2 separate regions of the Homo sapiens genome follow, and region 2 is linked to region 1. A link is an interaction called in ENCODE POLR2A ChIA-PET data of the cell type or tissue named here. Cell type or tissue: K562. All regions are shown on one strand. Each heading gives the region's core, and the rest is flanking DNA. Links, peaks and the distances in the headings are about the cores only.

Evidence for each region. Peaks named below come from ENCODE experiments on the same cell type or tissue, not always from the same donor. Only the 100,000 strongest peaks of a DNase experiment are listed, where the experiment ranks them.
Region 2: POLR2A ChIA-PET joins it to region 1 with 5 read pairs; 3 of 35 experiments call an interaction of 5 or more read pairs at or near these places.

What each region holds. Positions count from the first base shown.
Region 1 is chr7:140,506,623-140,509,530 of GRCh38, reverse strand. No RefSeq gene overlaps it. Among named protein-coding and RNA genes, the nearest start is that of MKRN1, 29 kb to the right of the region's middle. RefSeq lists enhancers at 1,653-2,242, 2,243-2,833. In K562, for the core only: a CTCF peak has its summit at 2,684; DNase peaks (open chromatin) are centred at 1,400 and 2,608.
Region 2 is chr7:140,412,830-140,415,737 of GRCh38, reverse strand. All of the region lies in intron 3 of RAB19 (RAB19, member RAS oncogene family), which reads right to left. Among named protein-coding and RNA genes, the nearest start is that of RAB19, 10 kb to the right of the region's middle. In K562, for the core only: no CTCF peak of the experiment used is centred there; DNase peaks (open chromatin) are centred at 889 and 1,334; H3K27me3 peaks cover 1,575 bases.

The DNA.
Region 1 (2,908 bases), core at 244-2,743:
GTCCCAGCTGCTCGGGAGGCTGAGGCAGGAGAATGGCGTGAACCCGGCAGGCGGAGCTTGCAGTGAGCCGAGATCGCGCCACTGCACTCCAGCCTGGTGACAGAGCGAGACTCCTTCTGAAAAAAAGAAAGAGAGAGAGAGAGAAAACAAATCACTGAATATGTAAGATCTGTGCATGTTTTTGCATGTAAATTATTTCTCTTTTTTTGAGACAGAGTCTCACTGTCGCCCAGGCTGGAGTGCAGTGCCACAATCTTGGCTCACTGCAACCTCCGCCTCCTGGGTTCAAGTGATTTTCCTGCCTCAGCCTCCTGAGTAGCTGGGATTACAGGTGGGGGCCACCATGCCCAGCTAATTTGTGTACTTTTAGTAGAGATGGGGTTTCACCATATTGACCAGGCTGGTCTTGAACTCCTGACCTCAAGTGATCTGCCCGCCTCAGCCTTCCAAAGTTCTGGGATTACAGGCATGACTTACTGAGCCCCATCCCCCTGTTTGTTTGGTTTTTTTCTGCAGATACATTGGCTGGAAATGTAAATTATTTCTCAATTTGAGAAATGTAATTGAAAAAAATACTGGGGGAAGAAAGTCACCTCATCAAAAAATATCATTAGGAGAGTGAAAAGATATGTCATACACTGGGGAACAATATTTGTAACACATATAGCCAACAAAAGATTAGTATCTTTTTTTTTTTCCTTAAGACAGGATCTGGCTCTGTTGCCCAGGCTGGAGTGCAATGGCACCATCACAGCTCACTGCAGCTTGGACCTCCTGGGCCCAACCCCACTTCAGCCTCCCAAGTAGTTACAAGCACACACCACCATGGTTATGTATTTTCCTTTTCCCTTTTTTTTTTTTTTTTTTTTTGAGACGGAGTCTCACACTGTTGCCCAGGCTGGAGTGCAGTGGCGCGATCTCGGCCCACTGCAACCTCTGCCTCCCGAGTTCAGGCAATTCTCTGCCTTAACCTCCTGAGTAGCTGAGACTACAGGCGTGCACACTATGCCCAACTAATTTTTTTGCATTTTTAGTGGAGAGGGGGTTTTGCCATGTTGGCCAGGCTGGCTTCAAATTCCTGACCTCAAGTGATCTACCCGCCTTGGCCTCCCAAAGTGCTGGGGTAGCAGGCATGAGCCACCTCACCGGGTCCCCCAAAGCATAAATTTTTAATTAATATTTATGTGCACAGGAGTTCATAGAAAATTGAAACTCAAAGAAGGTCTCTTAGAATCTGGGGCTTATATACCATTTTAACAAAAGAAAGGGGTTTGGGCTTCAAGGGTTGATTGATTACTTGTGGGAAAGCGACTAGGAATACAGGAGAAACTAACGGCAGACAAGGGTTATTTTCGTCAGGCTTGTTTATGCAGACTCACCCTGCTGCCAGCTCTCTGTCTCTGGTGATAAGAGCGGCTCTCCTCTTTCTGGTACAAGAAGGGAGTTGCCTTCACAAGGGAAATTCACGCCACCTTCACTGAGGGAAATTTCTGCTCTGTTCTTAGTTGGCTAAGAGAAGGGCAGAGAACCTTCTTGTATCTGTTGATCCTCAATTGCTTTCAGCTGAAAATAATCCTATGCCAAAGTGCATCTCTTGGGGGTGGCACAACCTGATCCCCTTTCATTTGAACTGTGCGCATTGCTTAGAAAAAGCCATAATCTTCAAAAAAAAAAAAAAAAAAAAGTCATCATCCCCCTTTCATGTTATGTCAAGCCCAGCCAACTGGCATCTTTTTTTTTTTTTTTTTTTTTTTGAGATGGAGTCTTGCTCTGTCACTCAGGCTGGCATGCAGCAGCAGGATCTCAGCTCACTGCAGCCTCTGCCTCCCGGGTTAAAGCGATTCTCATGCCTCAGCCTCCCGAGTAGCTGGGATTACAGGTGCGTGCCACCACGTCAGGTTAATTTTTTTGTATTTTTAGTAGAAACAGGGTTTTACCATGTTGACCAGGCTGGTCTGGAACTCCTGACCTCAGGTGATCCGCCTTCCTCGGCCTCCCAAAGTGCTGGGATTACAGGTGTGAGCCACAGCACCGGGCCCCAACTGGCATCTCAATGGCAAACTGATTGTCTTGGCCTTTCCTGGGGGAGGGGAGGAGACTTATGCCAGCCATTACTCCAGACTCTTATCTTCCCTGCTGGGGGCCAGGGCACCAAAGGGGCCGAGAGGCACAGGAGAGAGTGAGGCATGGAGCAGCTGCATCAGCACTGCCACCTGTTTACTGTGGAACTTGGAACATGACTCCTCTCCTACCGGCCTCCTGTTCCCCCATCTGTACAACAGAAAAGATCCCTCCTGTCTCCAGCCTTGTCTGACACCTGGCACACCTGTGGCTATACCCAGGATGGGTGACCTGGAAGCCTGGTCCAGGGCCTTCAGCTGATGTTGACATTGTCAGATTCAGGAGACAGGGGGGAGGTGGAGCCCTGTGCAAAACAAGGGGGTGCCTGAGGAGGGAGGAGACGAGAGTTAGCTGTTGCCCCCATGTCTGCCAGGCAGCTAACAGCTGAGCTGACCTTAAAGTCAGGGCATGCTTCAGCTTGTCTTAACAGCTATTTATAGCTCGGGTGCCTCCTTATTTGGTAGCTGACTGCACTGCAGTCTGTGGCCTCTCTCCACAGGGATGCCTGCCTTCCTGACAAGCAGCCCAGGCTCCTGATGCAGTTCTGTCTCCTACAGGCTTTACGCAGAACAGGCTCACATCTGTGTGAGCTCTGTGTGAGCCTTACCTATTCCAAATGCCCTTTAAAGCCATTTACATAGCCGTTACATGTTTTATTGTGTTAAAATACACATAACATAATCCCAGCACTTTGGGAGGTCAAGGCGGCCAGAGGATCATTTGAGGGGCCAGGAGTTTGACACCAGCCTTGGCAACATAGCAAGACCCCCATCTATACTTAAAAAAA
Region 2 (2,908 bases), core at 259-2,758, 94 kb after region 1:
AAAATAATCCGCCCGCCTTGGCCTCCCAAAGTGCTGAGATTACAGTCATGAGCCACCATGCCCAGCATTGAAGATTTTATTCAACCTGCTCTGTATGACTATTTACACATCTGACTGCATAAATAGTAATGTATTTGGCCATGCGGCATTGGCCCAGACCCTGCTGAGGGTGTTATGTAACACAGAGTACATTTTTCTAAAATCTGACAAATTCTGAACTCTGAAATATTTGGCCCTGAGGGTTTTTGTTGAGTGATTGTGGACCTGTAATATAACAGGACTTTAAGTGGAAAGTTTGGCTGAGATCTTTAGAGGGACAAATATCAGATGTTGAAGAAAGTTATGAGACAGAGCATCCAGGATAACCTACAAAAAAGGTTGGCTCCCTGCAATCCCAGCACTTTGGGAGGCGAGGTGTGTGGATCACTTGAGGTCAGGAGTTTGAGACCAGTCTGGCCAACATGGTGAAACCCTGTCTCTACTAAAAACACAAAAATTAGCTGGGCGTGATGGCAGGTGCCTGTAATCCCAGCTGCTTGGGAGGCTGAGACAGGAGAATCACTTGAACCCGGGTGGTGGAGGTTGCAGTGAGCCGAGATTGCACTACTGCACTCCAGCCTGGGCGACAGAGCAAGACCCTGTCTCAAAAAAAAAAAGAAAAGAAAAGAAAAGAAAAAAAAAGAGGTCAGGTCTGATGGAGTGAGGGTAGGAGAAAGATGGGAAGCCAGACACCCCCAGAAGAAAGCAGGGCTGGGACCTGAAGTACCTTGTGAACCATGTTCAGGAATATGTACATCATTCTAAGGGAAATGGGGGCCTCTGAGGGTTTTACATGGGGACATTAGGAGGAGCTGGGCCCCCTGTAGCCAGCTAGAGGAGGAACAGCTGTATAAATCAACATGCAATCAACCCCTGACACCGGGGTCATTCCTGTGCTGATAAAGTGGCTTCAAGGAGCTGGGGATAAACTTCTGAGACAGAAAGAAGCACGTGTATGAGGCAATGTGTGCCGGGACACTTCCGTGAGGGACAACACGAATTTTTCTGGATTCAGGCAGGGAGGCCACGAACAGAAAACAGGAAGGCTGCTGTGTCAGCCCTCTGGCATGGACACCTTATAAACTGGGAGACTAGGACACTCCAAATCATCTTTGGGGGCATTTCTAGAACCAAGGAAGAAGTGAGGCAGAGATGCTTGTTATGAAAGACAGACTAGGGTATAAATACCAAGCAAACATTCTGAGATTCCTGGAAATCCTGCAACATCCTGGCATCTGTCACCCTTCTCTGATGCATCTGTTTCACAGAGTGATTAAAGACGGAGCTGGCTGGGGGAGAGGCAGCTGGGATCCTGTGGGCTGGAGACAGGTCGCTGCCTTCAGAGATAGCACAGAGGGGCCGGGGGTGGTGGCTCATGCCTGTAATCCCAGCACTTTGGGAGGCTGAGGTAGGCAGATCATCTGAGGTCGGGAGTTCGAGATCAGCCTGGCCAACATGGTGAAATCCTGTCTCTACTAAAATAAAAATTAGCTGAGTGTGGTGGCGGGAGCCTGTAATCCCAGCTACTTGGGAGGCTGAGGCAGGAGAATTGCTTGAACCCGAGAGGCAGAGATTGCAGTGAGTCGAGGTCATGCCACTGCACTCCAGCCTAGGCAACAGAGTAAGACTCCGTCTCAAAAAAAGAGAGAAGGTAGCACAGAGGGAGGCATCTGAGGTTGGGCAGCTTCCCACTCAGCCCTGAGGAAGAACTGCCTCCACTGTGTCCTCGAGATGCATGACCTTAATACAAAGGTGGATCTGGTCCACATTCCTGGGGAAACCGCATGTAGCTTAGAACTGCTTCATTCCCAAGTGAGATGCGTGCATTCCGCCTTTCTCTGGGAGCCACCATTGCTGGGTTTCCTTTTGTCCCTGGAGGGCATGGGCTGCATCTACCTGTCCACCCCGGCCGTTTGTATGCCATGGCACAGCTCTCCCATCTTTGCTCTACTAGGACATAACAGTTGCCTTTTATTATTTATTTATTTATTTTTTAAGAGACCAGGTTTTGCTTTCTCACCCAGGCTGGAATGCAGTGGTATGATCACAGCTCACTGCAGCCTCAAATTCCCAGGCTCAAGTGATTCCCCCCACCCCAACCTCTCAAGTAGCTGGGACTATAGGCCTGTGCCACCACATCTCACTATTTTGTTTTGTTTTAGTTTTTGTAGAGATGAAGTCTCACTATGTTGACCAGGATGGTCTCAAGCTATCCTCCCGCCTCAGCTTCCCAAAGTGCTGGGATTACAGGCATGAACCACCGTGCCTGGCCCAAAGACATTCATCACAGAAATAGAAAAGATTATCCTAAAATTTATATGGAACCATGAAAGACTCAGAATAGTCAAAGCTACCCTGAGCAAAAAGAACCAACCTAGAGGAATCACATTGCCTGACTTCAAATTATACTACAGAACTATGGTAACCAAAACAGTGTGGTACTGATAAAAACAGACACATAGACCAATGGAACAGAATCCAGAATCCAGAAATAAATCTATACATCTACAGTAAAGTCATTTTCGACAAAGGTGCTAAGAACATATGTTGGCGAAAGGACAGTCTCTTCAATAAGTGGTGCTGGGAAAACTGGATACCCATATGGAGTGCAATGGTATAGTCTCAGCTTACTGTAACCTCTGCCTGCTGGGCTCAAGCAATCCTCCCACCTCAGCCTCCTGAGTAGCTGGGACTGCAGGTGTGCACCACCACGCTCAGCTAATTTTTTTTATTTTTTGTAGAGATGAGGTTTTGCCATGTTGCTTAGGCTGGTCTTGAAACCCTGGGCTCAAGCAATTTACCTGCCTCGCCCTCCAAAGTGCTGGGATTACAGGCATGAACCACCACGCCCCATCTATGTTTATGTATT